Regions from separate parts of the Homo sapiens genome. Here all the other regions are linked to region 3. Evidence: read pairs that join two places in POLR2A ChIA-PET (ENCODE). Cell type or tissue: PC-3. All regions are shown on one strand. Links, peaks and the distances in the headings refer to the core of each region. The heading gives the core; the rest is flanking DNA.

Region 1 (7,807 bases), core at 2,897-5,396, 390 kb after region 3:
TCCCTCGCCTGGCTCTCCTGACTGCACCCTGACCTATTCCCAATCCTTTGGTCTTTCTTTTTTGGATAGATTACTATGGATTTCTGTTGCTCCATTTGACTTAAACATTAGTTTCCAAATAAAATATAAGCCAATTCTCTGCACATTTTGAAGTGGCTCACTCAAGGCTGTAATGTTTAAAAATTGATATTCCTCAGAGGGTTTTGTATATTTTTTCCCCTACTTCAGAAATAATTAGGGGAGTTATATTAAACAGGTCTAAAAGAAGGTACCTTTCTTTTAGGCATTTTTTTTCCCTCTCATTCCCCAAACATTCCATTACTATTTTATCCCTTCTGAGCCTAGCCAGAAACTTGGCCTCCTTTGACTCCCAAACATACCAAGTTATTAAAAATACCCTTCAGCCAATATTAAGGAAGGGTCAGTAAAATGAACTCAGCATGGGGCTTAAGCAGAGCACAATGATTTCTTTGACTTAGTGAAGGAAATGAATGAGGATGATTTTGGACGGCCAGTTTCTTTCACTAATCTGTTGCTGGACTCTATCAGACATGAATGTTTCTCCCTGTCAGATTTCCTAATATTTCTCCATTGTGCTGTCACCGACATGAGAGTTAACTGGCATGAGAAGAGCTCATCTCACTCAAAAAAAAAGTCAACATTCCACAGAAAGTTATGGGACCTTCAGTTAGTATTAAGAGGAAAGTGAAATTAGAAGCTTAGCACTCACAAGATTTATACAGGAAAAGAAAGGCAGACACACTATTTTCAGGCTGCTGCTAATTAAGTCTTATTTGGATTGGAGCCTTCTGAAAGGAATCAACACATCAGGAATGGGTAAGCTAACAGGGAGGAGACAGCTGCTGAATATAATTCTGGAGAGAGCAGCCCTGCTGCTTAGATCTCAGATAACACAGAGGTTCAGTGTGTAATTGACTATGGAACAAGAAGAACATTGTTTTGTAAAAGAAGGTACCATTGCTGGGGTCCACAGAAACAGTTATGGTTCTTACCTCTGAAGGAGAACTGTGTTTAACTGTGGCTTTTAGATTTAACTTACTAAATTTGTATTTGCTGCAAAAGTAAACCACACTCAAGAGTAAAGCAAAATTCATCAGCAAGGCTATAATTTTGCAGAGAGAAATAAGAAGGGTGTATAATATTTAAATCGGAACTCAGCATCCCAGCAAAGAGCTTCTTAATCAAAACAAAAGAGAAAAAATCATTAAATACAGTAACCCACTGAGATTCACATGAAGGTATGTCCCACAACTTTCATAAATCCCGAATTTATGATACCACTATAATATACTATTACTCCACAAGAAGTAGATGTGAATAACACCCAAGGATTACTGTGTATGATACAGAAAACCAAAGAGAAGAAAAGCTGCATGGAGAGCAGCTGCTCTGACTGTGTGTGCAGTGCCTCATTCACCAACACACAATTCAAATTCAAGCCTCAGCAAAATAACTTGTCGTAAGCCATGATCCTCTATAAGGTCATCTTCAAATAGACGAAATAGTGACATTTAATTCATAAAGACAAGGTTCTACTCTCTTGCTGAGCAAGTAATCCAATCAACTGTGGTTTAGTTTCATCAACTTTGGAGAAAAGGCAATTTTCTTTCAAGATTTGACACCCTTCATACCCTCTGCCTATAATTCCAGATGGTAGGTGTAGGTGGTAGAAATGTTAGGTTGAGCAGAATGATAGTACCTAAAGAAGAATGAATAGTACCAGGAAATGCATGACTCATGGCATTCTAATTTTCTTGAAGTTCTTTTGTACATTTGCATCAAGATTTTCCACAAAATTCAATCCTGACTTTAATTGTAAATTAAAGAGTCCTTTATTGAATTTCTATTATTGCAGAGCAGTTACGCCACATGAGGTATAATAGAAGCTTATAATGTCATTGAGAGGCCAGGAAAAAACACATGTGCAGAGAGCAATATACCTGTGGCTGTCAGCCTGTAACATAGGTAACCTGTATCTGCAGTCCTAACTTGATTCTAAATCTCATAGTGCCTTCTCTGTTTTTCCCAAGGAGAAGGCACCATGGGATTTAGAACCAAGCTAGGGCTAGAGACATATGTTACAGGCTGTGAAAGTTCTACCAAAGTTCCTACTTTAAAGAATGAGCAAAAAGAGGCGGGGCATGGTGGCTCACACCTGCAATCTCAGCACTCTGGGAGGCCGAGGTGGGTGGATCACCTGAGATCAGGAGTTCAAGACCAGCCTGGCCAACATGGTGAAACCCCATCTCTACTAAAATTACAAAACTTAGCCAGGCATGGTGGAGGATGCCTGTAATCCTACCTATTCAGGAGGCTGAGGAAGGAGAATTGCTTGAACCCAGGAGGCGGAGGTTGCAGTGAGCCGAGATCGTACCACTGCACTCTAGCCTGGGTAACACAGTGAGACTCCATCTCAAAAAACATATAAAAATAAATACAGATAAAAAGAATGGGCAAAAAGAGATACTGGCTAAAGTCTTAAGCAATAAATTCATCAAAGGCAAAAAGACAGGTAAGTGTGTGTGGCTTTAAGGAACCATTAACTGAACCATTTTATTGGAGCAAAGGGCTCATTTAAAGGCATGAGTGAAAATGACAGATGGAGTAATGGTCATATTCCTTTCATTATTACACTTTAGACAACAAACCTTTGTGCTCCATTGCACTTAAATACCAGGAAAACACTTACCAAAGAACAATATTAACACATTTATGCAACCATATGATCTTTGCATACAGATCACAGCAATCAAGCTTCCAACCTTTTGTTGCATGCCTACTATGTGCCAGGAATTGTCCTAGCACTTCCCTTCCAATTCCCTATCCTATTTAATCGCTTCACATTCTACCACTCACACAAATTGTAGATTTATTTTACTCTCAGCCCACATAAAATACTCCAACCTAACAATTTTTAATTCTATCGGCATGATATTCTTTCATCCATCTAATGTTTCTACCTTAGATCAGAACCATTTCATATTTCAATTCCTACATTACCCCCTAGACTCCAGGCTTATAGTTTTATAAAATAAGATTGTAAAATAAAAACCCATCTTCTCCCTTCCTCCAGAAAAGGAGAGAAGTAAGTGTGTAATAGCTAACATTTATAATGATTTTACTATGCTGAGTGCTTTCTACATAAAGCTGTTTCATTTAATGGCTCAGCAACACTGTTGAAAAAGGAAGAACCTGGAGTATGGAAAGACTGAACAACTCCCACCAGGTTCATGTAATCAGTAATTGGTGGAGCTGGAATTTTTAATCAGGTCCAACTCAGAACCTAAATCTTTTAAGATCACAAGCTTAGTCATAATATTCAATTCAGTGCCTTTTCTTTGCCTATAAAATAAACCACATTTTTTGAAGTAGTGGCAATGTAACTCTTGAATTAGATTGTGTGGGTTCAGATTTCAAATGTATCATTTGCCACCTGTGCAAATTTGGACATCATAATTAATATCCCTAATCATGAATTTATCATCTATAAAATGGATAATATTAGTTTCTTTACACACCATTGTTATAAGGTTAGGAGATAATTCATGTAAAATGTATACAGGGCCTAATATAGTAAGTGCTTAACAAGAACTGATGAAGGAATAATGGTTAGGTACATAAATGAATGAGTGAATGAATTTCCTTTACATACATCTCTTTATATAAATATATCACTTATAGTAACAAGTGTAGGTAAGGACACCTACTCTATCCCTCATTGTTAGGGTTAAGAACTGCTTGCATTATTTTTTAGGAAAAGCCATTAAATGCCTTATACTAAAGAGAAAATAATGGGAGGCATTATCGTAATCATTATCATCATGATTTCATCAAAACTGATGAAAACCTATTACATGTAAGATATCAAGGTTAAAAAAGAGACATATGGCAAAGATGCCATCTTAAAACCTACATAGTAATGCAGTATGTGTAGATTGATCAGTGAATAATTAGATTGTACAACTGCAGTGGAACAAAAGTTCTACCATTCCTGTTGCTCATACATAGAAATGCACATGAGTCACCTACAAGCTTCCTGATTTGCTTTTGCTTTCTCCCCAGCTATTACCCAAACCTAAAAGTATGATTTTTACAAGTTAATAATTTTCTTTTAAGAGGTGTTGTCAAAGTTTCCTCTCAATCCTAATTTAAGGTAAGTATAAAATTATAATATGAAAATCCAAGAATTCACGTTTTAAAAGGAAAAAAGATAAACCAGTAGCAAAGAGCTGGTAACAGATGGCGACTTAGCAGTTAAAGCAGCATTTTTATTATATTCCAGATAGTAAAGTTTTTCTATGACTCTACTGTTCAAATGAACACCCACAGGTTCACCATCTAGAAGTGGTATGTCCCCTAACTTTAGAGAACAAGTTGATTCACAGAGTTCAATACCCTCAAGGTCATTTACTTTCTCTAAATGTCTACCCTCCCCACAACATGCCCTTTTTCCCCCTATTACAAATCAACCAATCTTACAGCTCGCAGAACAGAATTCACTGAATCTTAAAATAATACTATCATATTATTGCCAGGGAAGATGAACTGTGGCTTTTCTCCACTTTTGGACTCAATGCTTTGCATTTATTGTTTCCTTTTATGACCAGTCAGTCCTAGAAGCCAAGGTTAAAACAGAGGAATATCCTCCCAAAAGGAATGAAATAACCCCTTCACTGTTCACTCTGTTATATTTATTCAAGTTAAGAGATCTTAAATAAAGAGGGAAAGAATAGACAAAGGTAAAGCTAAAAAGCAGACTAAAGAAAACATGGAAAAGCAGAGGCGGCAATGTAACTAGGTTTAATTTCAGAGCAAATGAAAACAAAAATACAACATAAATGCCTACACTAGGAAAGAACATTCTCAAATAAGCAACATGACTTTACACCTCAAGGAACTAGAAAAAGAGGAAGAAACTAAACCTAAAATTATCAGAAGGAAGGAATTAATAAAGATTAGAGAAGTAAATCAAATAAGAAACAGACAACAATAAAAAAATCCATAAACAAGAGTTGATTTTTTGAAAGCATCAACAAAATCAACAAACTCAGCTAGGCTAATAAGAAAAAATGGAGAAGACTCAAATAAATAAAATCAGAAATCAAAGAGAAGATATTACAATGGATGCCTCAGAAATGAAAAGTATCATTAGGGACTATTGTGAACAATTATATGCTGACAAACTGGATAACCTAAAGGAAATAAATAAATTTCTACAAATATGCAACTTATTGAAGCTGAATCAAGAAGAAATAGGATAGTGTAGACAAACTGCACAAGGAAGACATTTATTTCAGTCCGTAATCAAAAGTGTCTCAAAAAAGAAAAGCTCAGGATGAGATGACTTCTCATCTGGTGAATTCTAATAGACAATCAAAGAAGAACTGATAACAATCCTTCTTTAACTCTTCCAAAAAAATAAAATAGGAGGAATCACTTCCAGACTCATCTTATGAGGCCAGGACCATCCTGATCAAAACCAGACAAAGATACAACAAGAAAAGGAAACTAAAAGCAAATATTCCTGATAAATACTGATGCAAAAATCCTCAATAAAATACTAGCAAACAGCATTCAACAGAACATTAAAAGGATCATACACCGTGACCAAGTGGTATTTATCCCTGGGGTGTAAAGATGGCTCAACATAAGGAAATCAATCAACGTGATACACCACACTAACAGAATGAAGGCCAAAAACAATATGATCATCTCAATAGATTCAGAAAAAGCATTTGACAAAGTTCATCATTCTTTCATGATAAAAACTCTCAACAAAATAGGTATAGAAGGAAATTGTTTAAACACAATACAGGCCATACATGAAAAGCCCACAGCTAACATAATAATCATTGAGGAAAACTGAAAGTTTTTCTTTAATTTCTGGTATAAGATATGGATGTCCATTCTCACTACATCTATTCAACACAGTACTGGAAGTCCTAGCCAGAACAATTAGACAATTAGACAAAAAAGAAAAGAAAAGAAAAGAAGAGGAAAGGAAAGGAAATCGGAATAGAATGCATCTAATTAGGAAGGGAAGAAATAAGCTTATCTCTGTTTGCAGATGACATGATCATATATGTAGAAAACTCTATAGACTACAAAAAAAGAAAAAAAATGTTAGAACTAATAAAACAATTCAGTGAAGTTTCAGGGTATAAAATTAGTATACAAAATAAGTCATGTTCTATACACAAACAACAAACTATCTAAAAGGAAAATTAAGAAAACAATCCCATTCATAATAGTAACAAAAAGAATAAAATACTTAGGATGAACTTAAGAGGCAAAAGACTTACACACTGGAAATTATAAAATATTGATGAAGAAAATTTAAAAAGACACAGACAAATGGAAAGACATACATGGTTATGGATTGTAAGAATTAAAATTATTAAAATGTCCATACTACCCACAATAATCTACAGATTTGGTGTAATAGCTATTAAAATCCCAGTGGCATTATTTGCAAAAGTAGAAAAAAATACTAAAATTCATATGGAACCATAAAAGACCTTCAATAGCCAAAGCAATCCTTTTTTTTTTCCTCTTAGAGACAGGGTCTTGCACTGCTGCCCAGGCTGGAGTGCAGTGGCACAATCATAGCTCACTGCAGCCTCAAACTCCTGGGCTCAAGCAATCCTCCCCCCTCAGTCTCCCAAGTAGCTGGGACTACAGGCAAGTGCCACCATACCCAGGAAATTTTTTTATGTTTCAAATTTTTTTGAAGAGACAGAGTTTTGTTATGTTGCCCAAGCTGGTCTCAAACTCCTTGCCTCAAGTGATCCTCCTGTCTCAGCCTCTAAAGTGATGGGATTACTGGAGTAAGCCACTGTGCCTGGCCTCTCAAAGCAATATTGAACAAGAAGAACAAAGGGGAAGGTATCACACTTTCTGATTTAAATATATCTTACAAAGCTATAATAATCAAAACAGTATAGTAGTGGCATAAAAATAGACATATTGACCAATGGAACAGAAAGAGCCCAGAAGTATTAGTTTAGTGCAAAAGTAATTGTGGTATTCCCATTACTTTAAATTACACTAATTAACATTAAAAGTAATGGCAAAACCACAATTACTATTGCACCAACCTAACGAATCCACCCATTACCATCAACTGATCTTTAACAGTGTTCCAAGAACACACACTGGGGAAAGGATGGTCTCCTAAATAAATTATGTTGGGAAAACAGTATGTCCAACCACAGAAGAATGAAATTGAACTCAACTTATACCACATACAAAAATCAACTCAAAATGAACTAAAGACTTAAGCATAAGGCCTGAAACCATAAAACTACTAGAAGAAAACATAAGAAACAAGCTTCTTGAAATTAATTTGGATCATGATATTTTTGGATATGATACCAAAGCACAAGAAAAAAAGTAATAATATACAAGTGAGAATGCATCAAATTAAAAAGCTCATGAAGAGCAACGACAACAATCAATAGAATAAAAAGTCAACCTATAATGGGAGAAAATATTGGCAATCTATATACCTGATAAGGAATTAATATCCAAAATACATAAGAACTCATACAACTCAATAAGTAAAAAAAGAAACTCTATTAAAACTTAGGTAAAAGGTATGAATAGACAGTTCTCAACAGAAGACATAAAAATGTCCAACAGCCATATGAAAAAATGCTCAACATCACTGACCATCAGGAAAATCCAAATCAAAACCACAATGAGATATGAGCTCACACCTCTTGGAATGATTATTATCAAAAAGACAGAAATGTTGGTGAGGTTGTGAAGAAAACGGAACTCTTAT
Region 2 (7,807 bases), core at 2,897-5,396, 850 kb before region 3:
TCAAGTCCCTTATATAAAATGACATGGTATTTGCAGATAGCCTATGAACATCCTTCAATATAATTTAAATCATCTTTAGATTACTGCAAGATAAAGCCTGTATAAATAGTTGTTATACCACACTGTCTAGAAAATAATTACAAGAAAAATTCTCTACATGTTTAGCACTGATGCATTCTTTTCTGAATATTTCCTATCTGTGGTTGGTTGAATCCACAGGTGCAAGACCCATGGGTATGGAGGGCTGACGGTGAACCTAGATGATTCAACTGAAAGCCTAGTCTCTCAGTTCCCTGACTGCCTCACTTCCAGTGATCCTTCATGGTTGTATACCTGCCCTTGTCTTTACCAATTACTGAAAATTCTCCAGAATCTCATTTTCAAGTGTCTTACTGTCCAACTCCAACTTTCTACCCGTCCAGGGTACTCCATCTAGTACTGTAACTTCACTGATCCTTCTGCACCATTGGTGCCTAAAATCTGATACTATCACTTGTCCATTAAATTTTATGATTAATAATTATCATCTCTTCTTTGCATTTGTCTCAACTTCCTTCTCTATCTTTGGAAGATTTTTACATATTGGGCAAAATCCCACCTAGGGATACATTATTCAGTTGTTGTTCCCAGTGCTCATGCAATGGAATATGGCTGGAGAAAAACACAAACCTCGGTGGCTGACGCCTGTAATCCCAGCACTTTGGGAGGCCGAGGCGGGTGGATCACGAGGTCAGGAGATTGAGACCATCGTGACTAACACGGTGAAACCCCACCTCTACTAAAAATACAAAAAAATAGCCGGGCGTGGTGGTGGGAGCCTGTAGTCCCAGCTACTAGGGAGGCTGAGGCAGGAGAAGGGCGTGAACCCGGGAGGCGGCGCTTGTAGTGAGCGGAGATCGCGCCACTGCACTCCAGTCTGGGCGACAGAGCGAGACTCTGTCTCAAAAAAAAAAAAAAAAAAGAAAAAAAAAGAAAAACACAAACTTGCTGAATACTGAAACATTAATGACTACAAATCCCAAGATGCCTCTTAAGCCAAGATGCCTGGTAACCATAATTTATTTCCCTACTCTATTCACATTTCTAGTTTCTAGATAACTATTTCAAACCTTCTCATATCAGTAATACTTTGTTTTCCATTCTTGCCCTCAACTCACAACTTATTTTCCTAATAAAACAGACGCATTCAGAAAGACAACTTCCACATGTTTCCACATCTAAAACTACCCATTTTCCAGCATCAGTACTCATATATCCTGCCTTCTTGCCTACTGTCCCTGGATAGAATAACAGATCACACTCCTATCTAAAGCTGGTTCTTCTGCTTGTGCTCTAGACCCCATCTGCTTTCTCAAATACGTCACATCACTCTATCTTTCCTCCTCTCTCCTCTCCTTTTCCCTTTCTCTCACTCCCACTCCTCTATCCTTTCCTGGGCCATTTCACTAACATGCAAGCATTCCCCATTTCTTTTCATTTTGTTATGATACCTTGTTCATAAATCTCATTAACAACATTTTTTCCATAGTTAGGTGTTTAGATAGCCACATATTTTGGAAGAAAGTATCTCTATTTCACTTATGTGGAGGTTTAAATGAACTGTTTGAAACTATAATGGAACAGGAGTTTTTGATATTTGAAAGTCTCTATCCCAAAAGGAGAAATTAATGAGGAACTGTATTTTATACAATTATGTCCTGGCCCTACCTTTTTATTACTACATCATGGCTGGAATGTAAGTTAAACAGTTGACTATTGCAAAAGCAAGGCAGTAGGAGAAATTGGGCAGTCTGCTGAAGTGTTCCCATATGTTTCCAAGAAGCAATGTTAACAGGGACAGCTCTTTTCTTCAAGTTAATAGGTACATCTCCTTTAATCTGAAGAGTATCATCAAGGAATGATTAGGATTCCAGCAACAAGGCAAGCAAGTTCCCTAAGATAACATCATAAGTTCATGCAGGCTAAGGGCAAACAATCAAAAATTGGTCAAGGATTTTCTTCTAATCATGCTTCCTTCAGTTAAGTTGTGATATTTGGAGGCAATTGGTCAAACAGATCATTTCCTGAAAAGTTATATCTATTTTTTGACAGAGCATTGATTGCTTTGCAACTCATATTAATTATGATGCCTTATGAACTCATTAACACCAATAGAGTTAATCTTTTATGGAAATGTTGAGAGAATCACCAAACAGCTCTGCTGAAACTCCAGAAATGCCTGAATTTCTTATGAGTTTCTTAATTATTTTGTGCTTTTTTATTATTTTTCCACATTTCTTTAAACGCAGGTTAAGTTTATCAGAAATGTGTGATCAACACGGAAATAAGAAGAGAACCATCTAAAGATGTGAACTGTTAGTAACATTAAGACATTGCCCCAAAACTATCTCTAAATATTTGCAGATTAACCTAGATCGAGTTGCTGTCTGAATACTATCACTTAAATAATTAATGAAAGCCCAATAATAACTCTCACATTTATAAAATGGCTTATGCCATTTCCTATTCAAAACTTTTGAAATAAATTTTATGTTGACTCGCTATTGCCATCAGGTTAAAGTCCAAACTCCTATATATAGTTTAAAATCATCTGGCCTTCATTTACTCCTCTCATTCTGTATCTTTCATTCTCCGACCCCAATTCCCCAAACCTAATGCTCCAAATAAATTGAACTCTTTTTTTATTCCCTAAAAATGCCATGTTCTCTCTCCTTTCTGAATCTTTGCATATTCTCCACTTGAAAAATGTTGCCAATTCATTTATCTAGCTATCTTTCAACTCACACGGGAGGTGTCCCCACCTCCCAGGAGTCTTCTCTGCTCCTCGAAGACTGTTGTATATATCCTTCCCACATTTATTCTAACATACTGCAGTTGCTAGATACCCTTCCCGCATTTTTCCTAATATACTATAATTCTCACCCGTAAAGTCCATATGCTCAGGGGTCTGTCATTCATCATTGTGGCCTTAATATCCAACACAACATTTTGTAGCAGATCTCAAAATATACAAACTATCACAAATGTCATTTGATTATGACAAATTTTTAAATTTTTATGCATCATATTTGTACATAAGGTACACGTGAAATTTTGTTATATGCACAGACTGTGTAATGATCAACTCAGAGTACTAGGGTGTCTATCAGCCAGGTAGTTATCATTTTGATGTGTTGGACACATTTCAGGTATGACAACATTTTTGTGAGTGAATGGAATAAATATTGTTTTCACCTCAGTTTACAAATGAAGAACCTGGGATTTGAGGAGGTGAAATAATTAGTCCAAGATAAGAAGATTAAAAAATGGTAACAGGAGTGGATTCTAGATCTTAGTATTATAAACCATACAATATTTTCATGTAAATGAAACTCAAATTTTAAGTTAACCATACTGTCCAGACATGAACTTTGAAAATATGAGTGGCAGATGTAAAAGTATGTATCAATTTCTGAAAGTTTATTGGTGATCCTCAAACATAAACTCTTATTCAGTGACATATATGTTTTAGCAAAGAAATTTGAATGAGATTGAAGCAACCCCAAACTGAAAAACCTCTTCATTCTAGAAAAGCTAATCCAATTGCTTCTCCTGAGTAGGTAAAACTTAGTATTGTGTCTATGAATCTGGTCTCTAAAGAGATTGAAAGTTCGAATATGAGAACTCTTAGACTGTGCCTTTCCTGGGCTATTAAAACCTCCTCTACTTTTGACATCAGATTTGAAGGAAAAGTATGTTGTTCTCTCTCAACCTTCCCTACCAAATATGCCTTCTGCCAAATTCTCCCATTTAATCAGCTAACCTCATTCTATTAAGAGAGGAGAAAGGGAAGTAAATGGTAAACAAATTAAAATATTACAAGCAACTTGCTTTCAAAGTCACAGAACTAGGTAAAACAAACAGGTTGAAAAGAGTTGACCACAACACTCTGTTCACACACTATTTCTTGATTTAAAATACAGTGATATTCATTAGCCAAAGACAGTGAAACGACTGGTTTCTGCTGAAAGTTGTGGGAGGATAGTAGATTTTTATCTCTTTTAAGCACTCTTTCTCCAACCTCGACCACTTTGCTGTGTAGATGAAATGTTCTGAATCAATATCGAAGATTCCAGGCGGCTCTGACATGAGCTGGAATGATAGCGAATCAGGTATGCAGAAGGAATGGAGCCTTCAGCTTCCATGTCAAATAATATGTTTTATGGATAACTCACCTGTTCCTGAGAAGCTGTGTAGGTATTCTAGGCATTGGATTTTGAATCCTGAAATTGAATGACTTATTAGGTCTTTATTACATAGCAGATGCTACAATGCTTCTCATGGCATTGTTTTCTTTTTATTTCATCAGTTTGGGTACATCAAATTGGGATGACTCAGGTGGCATGATTCCAATGACCCTTCTTGTAGGATCTGTTGGTGATCACAGGGAAGGAAGATCAGCAGGTACAGAAAGTTTTTTGAATTTGTGGCTGGGCTTTCTGGCCCCATAGACACCCACCATATAATAAAAGCCCTGATTTGGAATCCCAGCCTTTATTGCTTTCTTACATTAAAAAAAAACTGGTAGAATAGCAGGATAATCAATGTATAAAAATTACGTAATTTTTCACTTTCTTTAATAAATAAAAAAGTTCTCTACCTAAACGTGTTTTCAAAATTCTGCATGCCATATTGTCTTCTGAAATTCTCAAAAGTATTCGGTATGTTAAAAGTTCTATAAAAACTTTCAAAAAGGAAAGCTTTCTAATGTTGTGTAACCTAATCTTCTTCCTTTTACTCACTTAACACTACCTCTTATCATCCTGCGAGGACTTACTCAGGGGAGTGCTGACCCAGTCTAACCCTATTTTGGTATTTGCCTTTTACAGAACATTCTCATTCTCTCTTGCTGCTATTTCATTCTCCCCCAAAATGCAGAAGAGATGTCTATTTCCTCTTTCCTTGTGGTGGGACATGACGGCCTGTCTTACGATGGTGTTTTAGCTCTGGGTAGACAGAACAAAGAAAATGTCCCCAGACTGAAATGTATGCCTTTCTCAGACCCATTCCCCAAATCTTTATCCAGAATTGGTTTACAGATGGTAGTACCTATTGCTTGTATTTGTTTAATTGGTTTGGGGTTTTTTTGTTTGTTTCTTTTGCCCAGTAAGCTTTCTCATCTCCCTCCTCCTGGAAACAGAACCCGCTCTCCTCACCACAAAAACAGTTCTTGGCCCATCACGAGCCCTTCCTTTCTGGCAGCGTGATTGATTCAAGGGTGAGAACAGCACAAAACAAAGCCAATCAGGGTCCTTCTGTGAGATCAATATATGGACCCTGGGGAAGGGGACTGTCTTTCTTCAGGAGTGGTTAAAACTGGGAGGATGTGATCTCTGTGGTCAGCTGCTTCCCTAGCACAGGGAGAGCATCCAAGAAGCACAGCAGAAACAAGCAGTGAAGACAAGGAGAGTCTGGTCACGTTGGGTTCCGGGTTCTGATTCCTGAGATAAATGAGATCAAAACACTTTGATACTTTGAGAAACAGAAGTCTGTTTTCCAGCTCTGTGATCCATAAATAATTGCACTTATTGTCATTTAAATACAACGTATGATGAAGAGCACCCTTCTTTACCAGGATTAGATTAGCAGTGCACAACTTTGATTCAGAAACCTTGTGTACAGAATAAAACTTAAATATCAGTTACATCTTTGGTAAATTATTCCTATGCTATCCGTACTTTTATAATTAAAGAAGAATTTACTTTTCTAGGCTTCAAATCAGGCAAAAGTTTCTCATGATTTAAATAATTGTACAGTCTACTATTTGTATCTGGTAGTTTAAGGTAGTTGTTAAAATTTGTGGCTGTAATCAACCCACAAATAGCAAGGAATAAATATATTTCCTTGTAGAGACTTCAGCACTTTGGGTTTGGTGCATGTTGGCAAGGAGGGGACATGAGGAATAGAGTTCTTTACTCTGACTTTTTTACAATCTCTTTCATTAAACACCCTGTGCATGACATTAAAAAAAAAAGTGTCCCTTGCTCTCTGTGCCTTTCCTGTTTAGCAAAAGTCGTCCCCAAAGATGTTATCAACTGAACAGAATGTTTTGTGTCTGGAGCTTAAGTCAGTGAGTCAAACGTTGTTGCAATGAAAATCATGATGCCATGCTGACCCAAACTCCCTGAGCTCCACTCTGATAACATGTAAGAAGATAAGTGGCAGAATGCCACAATATGTGTGCTCATGGTCCTGAAGGATGTGCCCAGAGATGTGTTTAGTTCTTGGGTTCCTTCCCACATGGCACCTCCTGCTGCAATTTATTGACACCAGATGTTCTTTGTATCAGTAAGACTTGTAGCAATGTCTATTTAAAGTTAAATGGAGTAATTGAAGCCAGAGCATCATACTTTGAATGAAGTAAATCAAAGCACATCACAGTCATAAAAATGCAGACTAGGGAAAGCATGAATGAGAGAAATCCATTATTTTTTTTAAAAAGCCAGACTAATAGAGACCAAAAAATTCTGATTAAAATTTATCATCTCCCACAACACTGATAGAAATCAATTGGTAACTGGTCAGAGCTCTGACGCCACAATTAGTGAGCATGCCTCACTATATAAATTAGGCAGAAGTCTTTTGTCATAATGACCTCCTTCTCCACGACAGCTCATGGAAAACAATTCTGCATTTGGATCACTGTGGGGATCAGATGCAAAAACTCTGGCTAATGATAAGAGACATGGACCTGCAGTCTAATCATTTTACTAACATAATGCTTTAGACAGAAGTTTTAACAAGTCAAGGCTTAACTAATGATTGATGGTAGGAAATGGAGACATGTTTTAAAGTCTGATGTAAAAGAAAACTAAGACAGGAAGGACAGTGTGATTAGAATGGCTAAAAGCAGACCATGAGCATTAATAAATGTGAATTTTAATAGGTACAGGTCTGGCAGCCAGCAGACAGCAAGACCTTAGACTGACTGAAAAGAAACGAGAACTTTTAGTATTGCTCCTACTAAATTGAATAATCAGAGGCAATATAAATATACCAAATTATAACAGTAATTCAAAAGTACAGAAATCAAAGCTATGAAGATTAAAATTATAACATGTGAGCATGGCAGGATAATATTTTAAAGAAGTTGGCTGTTTTCCTTTTTAAATTTTTTGTTCCAGTAATTTCCCACTATCTCTTGCCTCATGCAGGCACAAACTTGGCTCTGTATTCATCACTTCAGTGAAAGGATATGTCAGAAAACAAAGCAGAAGCAGCCTAAAAGTCTCTGCCTTTTATGCTCCAAAAAACTTAAATTCCTTTGGAGAGATTTTAAGGATTTAGAATAAAATGTGTAGAAAAAAAAAAAAGAAAAAAAATGGTGTCTCATGCCCATTCCCATCCTGACTAGAAAAAGAACCCCCTGGGTGGAAAGGAAAATAGAAGAGATAGTAAGGAAGCAATGAAAAAGAGAAATTGTAGGGTCTTTGAGAGAGGGGCCCTGTGCTGTGATTCCAGAACAGGATTCTCGGAGTGTGGCTTAGGGAAGGCAGCAAATCATCAGTGACAGTAAAGAACATTTGTGTAATGGGTCCAGGCAGACGGAGTCCTGCACGGGCATGGAGAGTTTCTACTACCCAATTATGGTGTCAAAGATGTAGAATGATGTCCACGCCTGAAGCCTGGCTCTGCCATAGACCATAGATGCCAACAGCCTTGAAGAAGCCTTGAGGACAAGAACATGAGTGGTCTCAAGAAAGATCTGTATGGCTGAATAGCTAAGTACTGAGTAAGAAAGGTGGGTCTCTAGGATTCCCACTTGGAT
Region 3 (7,807 bases), core at 3,252-5,751:
GGCTTGCAGAGCTTCTTGTTTTTCCATGCTGTGATGGGACATTAGCTAAGCACACAGAACATAATTTCCTATGGTGTGTCAGGCCTTTCTCTTAGGTCTGATGAGGTCTAAGGATAATTATGTGCAACAACCTACTGTGGCAGAGAAACTGAATTATCAGTTACATCTGAGAGTCTTCTCACAAAAGAATGTCAGTCTCTCACTGCTTTATATTAGCTAATCTCTAGACGGACTTTCCTGGTTGAAGCTTACTTTTTTCATCAGTCTCTTATCAAGAATGCTCTGGTTAAGAACTAATTCATATTACGGACATCATTAATATATTGTAAGTATCCATAAATATAAATTTTAATATTAAATGTTAATAGGGATATTACATGATATTGGCATACTATATAATGTGCTTATATATATTTATTTCAAATGTTAACTGAATCAGATCTTTAAATATTTTCGTTTGTTTTTATGCACCCTGAAACAAAAGTTTACTCCTTTGGTTGAAAATTCACCTTCACAAATATTCATATTACCAATTACCTTTCTCATAAAATATTAACTATCATGTTTGTTCTTGATATTATTCTACAACAATATATAACATGTCATTTGAGGGCATGAATTGTGTCAAAAGTGACACTTGGGAGTCGGGCATGGTGGCTTATACCTGTAATCCCAGCACTTTGGGAGGCTGAGGTGGGCAGATCACTTGAGGTCAGGAGTTTGAGACCAGCCTGGCCAATGTGGTGAAACCCCATCTCTACTAAAAATACAAAAATTAGCCAGGCATGTTGGCAGGCCCCAGTAATCCCAGCTACTTGGGAGTCTGAGGCACGAGAAGCACTTGAACCTGGGAGGTGGAGATTGAAGTGAGTCGAGATTGTGCCACTACACTCCAGCCTGGGCAACAGATGAGACTCTGTCTCAAAATAAAATGAATTTAAAAATAAGTGACACTTGGGGTAACATCATTAAAAATAACAAACCTGGTGCTTATTAAATACTATTAAAAAGCACCCAAATATTTACCAAATAACAGCTTTTTTTTTTTTTTTTTTTGAGGTGGTGTCTCACTTTGCTGCCCAGGCTGGAGTACAGTGGCACAATCTCAGCTCACTGCAACCTCTGCCTCCTGGGTTTAAGTGATTTCCCTGCCTCATCCTCTCAAGTAGCTGTGATTACAGGCGTGTGCTACCATACCTGGCTGATTTTTGTAGTTTTAGTAGAGACGGGGTTTCACCATGTTGGCCAGGCTGGTTTTGAACTCCTGACCTCAAATGATCCACCCGCCTTGGCCCTCCCAAAGTGCTGGGATTAGAGGTGTGAGCCACCACACCTGGCATTTAATAACAACCCTTTATAACCAAGAGTTGGTTTAGATTCCCAAACTAGGTAACTACCCTTTAATCATAGGGTTTTAAAAATAAAAAAATAAAAAGTACGTAGCTAATTACAAAAAATACACAACATTCTCAATCATAATTAATTTTATATGATTGAGTATGTATAATATCTGCAGACATTTGAAATGAATCTCATATGTATTACAAAGGTTGGTCATTTAAAAAAATATATCTGACGTGCAGATGCAGTGGCTCATGCCAGCAGTTTGGGAGGTTGAGGCAGAAGGATCACTTGAGTTCAGGACTTTAAGACCAGCCTGGGCAACACAGGGAGATCCTGTCTCTACAAAAAATGTAAAAATTAGCTGAGTATGGCGATGTACACATTCTTTAAGTGAATCCTACAGACTCACCTTAATAACATTTAAAATGAGTGCCAACATTGGAAAATGGTATAGTTGGGCGGGGCGTGGTGGCTCATGCCTGTAATCCCAGCACTTTGGGATGGAGAGGTGGGCAGATCACATGGTCAGGAGATTCAGACCATCCTGGCTAATGGTGAAAATCCGTCTCTACTAAAAATACAAAAAAATTAGCCAGGGGCGTGGTGGTGGGCACCTGTAGTCCCAGCTACTTGGGAGGCTGAGGCAGGAGAATGGCATGAACCCAGGAGGCGGAACTTGCAGTGAGCCGAGATCGCGCCACTGCACTCCAGCCTGGGTGACAGAGAAATGGTATAGTTGAATTCATAATGTGATTTTTTTTTTTTAAAAAGGCCAATATAGGGCTTGCTTGGTGCCTTAACATTTATTAAATCATACTCCATATCGGAAATATCACTCTTGTTCTCATGTTAATCAATATAGTGACATAAATCAGGACTAAAAACATTGCCAGACACAAACCTTGTATGGGAGAGTAAATACAACCATCAACTATTAATACAATATATTTCCTATCTTTGGCTAAGCCTATATCCAAAATGATTTCATCTTTTTATGCTTATCAATCATCAGAGGAAAAGATCCTCATCTATTTTAAGCATCAGAGAAATTACACTATTGAAACTTGTAGAATTATTGTCAATGTTATTCAAGTTTTGTTCCCTAAAAGTTTTAAATATCTTTGGACAAGAAACCTCAAATTGGTGATCTGTGGACCAATTGAGCCTACAGATATGTTTTATTTGACCAGTCAATTTTCTTGAAAATTTTGAACTTAAATGCCTGTAGAAGCAGCTTATATTCTCCAATTTGGCCACAAGCCTAACCTCCTCCTAGCCTTCGAGCTTACAACTCCTGCTTTTACTCAGTATAAAAACATAATTATTAGATTGGATCAATATTAGTGTCTAGTTTGACAAATGTAGCATAGAAAAACTTGCTCAAGGCCAGACAAGGTATCTCACGCCTGCAATCCCAGCTGTTTGGGAGCCCAAGGCTGGAGGATCGCTTGTGTCCAGGAGTTTGAGACCAGCCTGAGCAGCATGGTGAAACCCTGTCTCTATAAAGTATACAAAAATTAGTTCATTAGTTGGCCATGGTGGCATGGCTCTGTAGTCCCAGCTACTTAGGACGTTGAAGTGGGAGGATCACTTCAGCCCAGGAGGTGGAGGCTGCAGTGAGCCGGGATCTCGCCACTGCACTCCAGCCTGGGTGACAGAGCAAGACCTTATCTCAAAAAAAAAAAAAAAAAGATAAAAAGAAAAACCTGTTTAGCAACTGGTTCGGCACATGTATTTCTGCAAAATCAACCAGCAACAAAAGGAAAACCCAAAGCAAACAAAAACAAAAATCTTGATGCATTTTTTTTTTGTGGATTTTGATGAGCTATACTGAGCAAAGGAATGTCCTAGGAAACTAAGCCAATCAGTATATTTAGCCCACAAATGTTTGCATTTTCAATAAATATTAATCCAAAATAGCAATATCTTCTTTTTCAATGAAAACATATATTTATAAAATATGATATATATTATTCATATATGTAGATATTAAATGTTAACAGCTCTAGAATGAAGATATGGATAGTATACATAATGGAACGTAATTCTTTTTTTTTTTTTTTTTTTTTTTTTGAGACAGAGTCTCACTCTGTCGCCAGGCTGGGGGGTGTAGTGGTGCAATCTTGGCTCACTGCAACCTCTGCCTCCCGGGTTCAAGCGATTCTCCTGCCTCAGCCTCCTGAGTAGCTGGGAGTACAGGTGCTCGCCACCACACCCAGCTAATTTTTGTATTTTTAGTAGAGACGGGGTTTCACCATATTGGCCAGGATGGCCTCGATCTCTGGACCTCCTTATCCACCCTCCTCGGCCTCCCAAAGTGCTGGGATTACAGGTGTGAGCCACAGCGCCCGGCCCAAAATTCTTTAATTTCTTTATCTGTTATTGATGTACCTGCCAACCTCTGACTCTCTGATTCTCTACTATCTCACTTTGTTGCCTGGAATGAATATGAAGCAGCCTGTACCAATTTAGGAATCTACTTATGTAGATTATAGAAAATGACCCACTATATAAACTTTCATATAACAGGCACAGTAATTTAAACAAAACAAAACAAAAGCCCTTAACCAGATCATGTTATTTCCCTGTTAAAACCTCTCATGGCTTACATTGCTCTTAGAATAAAATTCAAAATCCTTATGTGTCCTATATAGCCCTGATATAGTTTGGATGTGTCCCCACCCAAATCTCATATTGAAATATAATCCCCGGTGTTGGAGGAGGGGCCTTGTGGGAGGTGATTGGATCATGAGGGTGGATTTCTCATGAATAGTTTATCACCATCCCCCATGGTACTGTCCTCTTATTAGTGAGTGAGTTCTCATGTAATCTGGTAATTTAAAAGTGTGCAGCACCTCCCCCTCTGCTCTCTTGCTCCTGCTCTGGTCCTGTGCCTGCTGCCCCTTTCCCTTTGTCATGATTCTAAGTTCCCTGAGGTCTCCCCAGAAGCCAAGTCAATGCCAGCATCATGCTTCCTGTACAGCCTGCAGAAACATGAGCCAATTAAACCTCTTTTCTTTATAAATTACCCCATCTCAGGTATTTCTTTATAGAAATGCAAGAATGAACTAATACAAGCCTTAAGTATACCAATGTCGCACACTACCGTTGGCCCCTTACTCACTTCTACAAATATTTTGGGCCTAGTTTTATTTAATTGAATTTGCCAGACTCATTTTCATCTCTGTACTTGGAGTTTCTCTTGCTCATCACCCACTCTTTCCCCAGGCCTTTGAATGGCTAGTTGATTCTCTTTACTCAGGTCTTGGCTTACATAGTATAGCACTTACTCAGAGGCCTTTTCCTGAACACCTGGGAAACCACAGACAAAGCAAACGTAAATTTAAATGGTCTCCCAATTCTCTCTCATAATCTTGTTGTCTTTCTTGTTTGTTTGTTAAGAGTAGTTATCTTACCTGAGCACCACTTACACATTGTATGGGATTAATCCATATTCTCCAACCCTTTGCAAAGCATAATGGTTCTTCTATGCACCCACCAAACTTGATGATTGTCATGAATGAGTTACTCTTCATTATGCCCATGTTATATTTATCATGTAAATCATGTTTGTTCCCAAACAAATCTATGCTGGTTTTATCTATTATTATAATATATGAATATGCATATAGGCACAAACATAGGTATAGATAATGTGTGTATGTATGAAATATGATTGTAAAAATAAAAAGTTATTTCTCTGAAAACTATCTTGAATGCTTTGAAATATAGATAGATAGATAGATAGATAGATAGATAGTAGATAGATTTATTATGTCAACTGTGTTTGATGGTGTATTAGTCTGTTTTCATGCTGCTGATAAATACATACCCCAGACTCAGAAACTTACAAAGGAAAGAGGTTTAATGGAGAACTCACAGTTCCACGTGGCTGAGGAAGCCTCACAAGCATGGCGGAATGCAAGGAGGAGCAAGTCATGTCTTATATGGATGGCAGTAGGCAGAGAGAGCTTGTGCAGGGATACCACTGTTTTAAAGCCATCAGATCTCATGAAACCCACTCACTATCATGAAAACAGCATGGGAAAGACCACCCCCATGATTCAGTCATCTCCCACCAGGTACCTCCCACAACACATGGGAATTATGGGAGCTACAAGATGAGATTTGAGTGGGGACACAGAGCCAAACCATATCAGATGGTAAACCAGTTTATACCAATTGTACTATTTTTTGTTTTATATAGATTGATTGACTGATATTAGCATGAGTGTGAAAAAGTTATTTCTGTGAAAACTATGTTGACTGTTTCTACAAGATTTTATAAAAGGAGCTAAAAATACAACATTGTTAAATACTGTGGGGGCAAGGTAATTTTTTAAAATACTTTAAAAATCTTTAAAATCTAGAATTTACCCTGATACTTTGTAAGCATCCAAATCCTTGTTTCACTAAAAAAAAAAAAAAAAAAAAGGATTGTTACTGGCAATTTTAGACAAAGCAGGTCAATGCTTTAATTTCCTCACAGAAATTTTTCAGGCAGAGGAAGAAAAATCCTTGAGGAAATGTTATCTGAGGTTTGGTGCTGCCATAGTTGTCTCCCTTTAACCTCCACGGGATTACGCAGGAGAGACACCAGCCTGCCACCATTCCAGTCCTCCTCCTTCCCCTTCCTTGTGATGTTATATACTGAGGAGAACAGAATATACCCTAATCTCTTGCTAATTAAAGTGTGCTCCTTAGACCAGCAGCACCAGCATCACCTGGGAGCCTGTTAGAAATGCAGAATCTAGGTGCCCACCCAGACCTGCTGAATCAAAGCCTGCATATTAATAAGATCCCCAAGGATCCACATGCAAATAAATGTTTGAAAAGCACTGCTTTAATCCTACAAGAAAGTGAAAACAATGACAACAACAAATAAAAGCACCATAAAATTAATATTATGACAAATAGAAGGGATTTTTAATTTACCTACATGGCTTCCCTTCCACTAGCAGAGAAAATCAAGAATTGGCAAAAATCCTTACCCAATCTGAGGAAAATAGGAGATAGCCCATGTATTAGATGCCACATTGGACAAGCAAGCAGACAAACAAAAATCTTGTTCCTTCACAGATAATTGAGTGAACATTGGATCTACTGGGAAACCTAAGACAGCATAATTGAAATTATTGTTGTTTGGGGAAGACACCTGAATGTATTTTGTCCATATGTGTAACCCTTTTTTCCTTAGATATGGAGAAGAAGTTGTATTGAATTGGTAGAAACATTTATATTTATTATATATGATCACCAGAAACATGGCACACCAAAAATTGTTTCAGCCAAGCTGTGACTCTCTGGAATGAATGCCACCACCATTCGTCAAAAAATTATCTCATAAAACCTAAATTGTTCTCTAATCCCACAAATCTCATTATTTTTCTGGTAGGATATACTATCCAGATAGGAATGCTAACATCTGGGTACTCCATTTTCTTTTGTAAATGTCTTTCCCTATAACCCAGAAATATTGCCTAACATCACACAGAGCTTATCTAGACTAGAAACAAGATTTCTAGAAGAAATTTTGAAGCTGTCAAATCAGCATGCTTATGATTCAGTGTGAATAAACCCTCAACAGAATTCTGCTGCTAACAATTTTTCAAACCTCATCTAAGTATTCTAAAGTGTCAAAAAGAAAGGACCAGTATAACAAGAATAGTTCAAAGGATCAGCCCAGTGTTTGTTCTGTTACTTCATTTTCAGTAAATGTATTGGAAATGGTAGCAAAACTCTATACTGCAATTTGTGCTTTTAACCTTGTCTTTGAACCTAATCATAATTAAGAGTACAAATTAACCAAATCAACATTTGTAAATTAAGCAAATTAACTTTTTTTTTCTTGAAAGTTTTCATTGGCCTTAAATGAGTGAACTCAAAACATTTCTAGCAAACAACAATTTAAATTCAAATCAAGGCCTTTCAAGTGGTGACATCAAACCATCAAGAGGCTGTAAAGATGGCTGGGTGTAATATATGCCTGTAATCCCAGCACTTGGGAGGCTGAGGTGGGCAAATTACTTGGGATCAGGAGTTTGAGACCTGCCTGGCCAATATGGTGAAACCCCATCTCTACTAAAAATACAAAAAATTAGCCGGGCCTGATGGCGGGCACCTGTAATCACAGCTACTTGGGAGGCTGAGGCAGGAGAATACCTTGAACCAGGGAGACAGAGGTTGCAGTGAGCCAAGATTGCACCACTGCACTCTAGCCTTCCTCTAAAAAGAAAAAACAAACAAACAAACAAACAAAAAAGGTTGTAAAGAAAAATTGGGAACTTAAGAATCTTCCCTTTTCACATGTGTTCAGACTACTTGCATTCCAGTCCTAATTGGGGCTTTGTTTGCCTATGGGGGAAACAAATGTGCTTAACTAGAATGTTTTGTGAATTGGAAGGAAGATGGCTTATAGGATCTTTGATTGGTGGGGATTTCATTGTCATCATTTTCAGATAAA

Evidence for each region. ChIA-PET counts read pairs that join two places held together with the same protein. Peaks named below come from ENCODE experiments on the same cell type or tissue, not always from the same donor. Only the 100,000 strongest peaks of a DNase experiment are listed, where the experiment ranks them.
Region 1: POLR2A ChIA-PET joins it to region 3 with 6 read pairs; 1 of 35 experiments calls an interaction of 5 or more read pairs at or near these places.
Region 2: POLR2A ChIA-PET joins it to region 3 with 14 read pairs; 1 of 35 experiments calls an interaction of 5 or more read pairs at or near these places.

The regions. Positions count from the first base shown.
Region 1 is chr10:51,293,853-51,301,659 of GRCh38, reverse strand. All of the region lies in intron 2 of PRKG1 (protein kinase cGMP-dependent 1), which reads right to left. MIR605 (microRNA 605) reads right to left here and starts at 2,087; the gene lies at 2,005-2,087. In PC-3, for the core only: no CTCF peak of the experiment used is centred there; a DNase peak (open chromatin) is centred at 4,039.
Region 2 is chr10:52,539,651-52,547,457 of GRCh38, reverse strand. The region is part of intron 1 of LOC124902426 (a long non-coding RNA gene); the gene reads right to left. Among named protein-coding and RNA genes, the nearest start is that of LNCAROD, 73 kb to the right of the region's middle. In PC-3, for the core only: no CTCF peak of the experiment used is centred there; a DNase peak (open chromatin) is centred at 4,367.
Region 3 is chr10:51,686,537-51,694,343 of GRCh38, reverse strand. All of the region lies in intron 3 of PRKG1 (protein kinase cGMP-dependent 1), which reads right to left. Among named protein-coding and RNA genes, the nearest start is that of CSTF2T, 9.2 kb to the left of the region's middle. In PC-3, for the core only: no CTCF peak of the experiment used is centred there; a DNase peak (open chromatin) is centred at 4,603.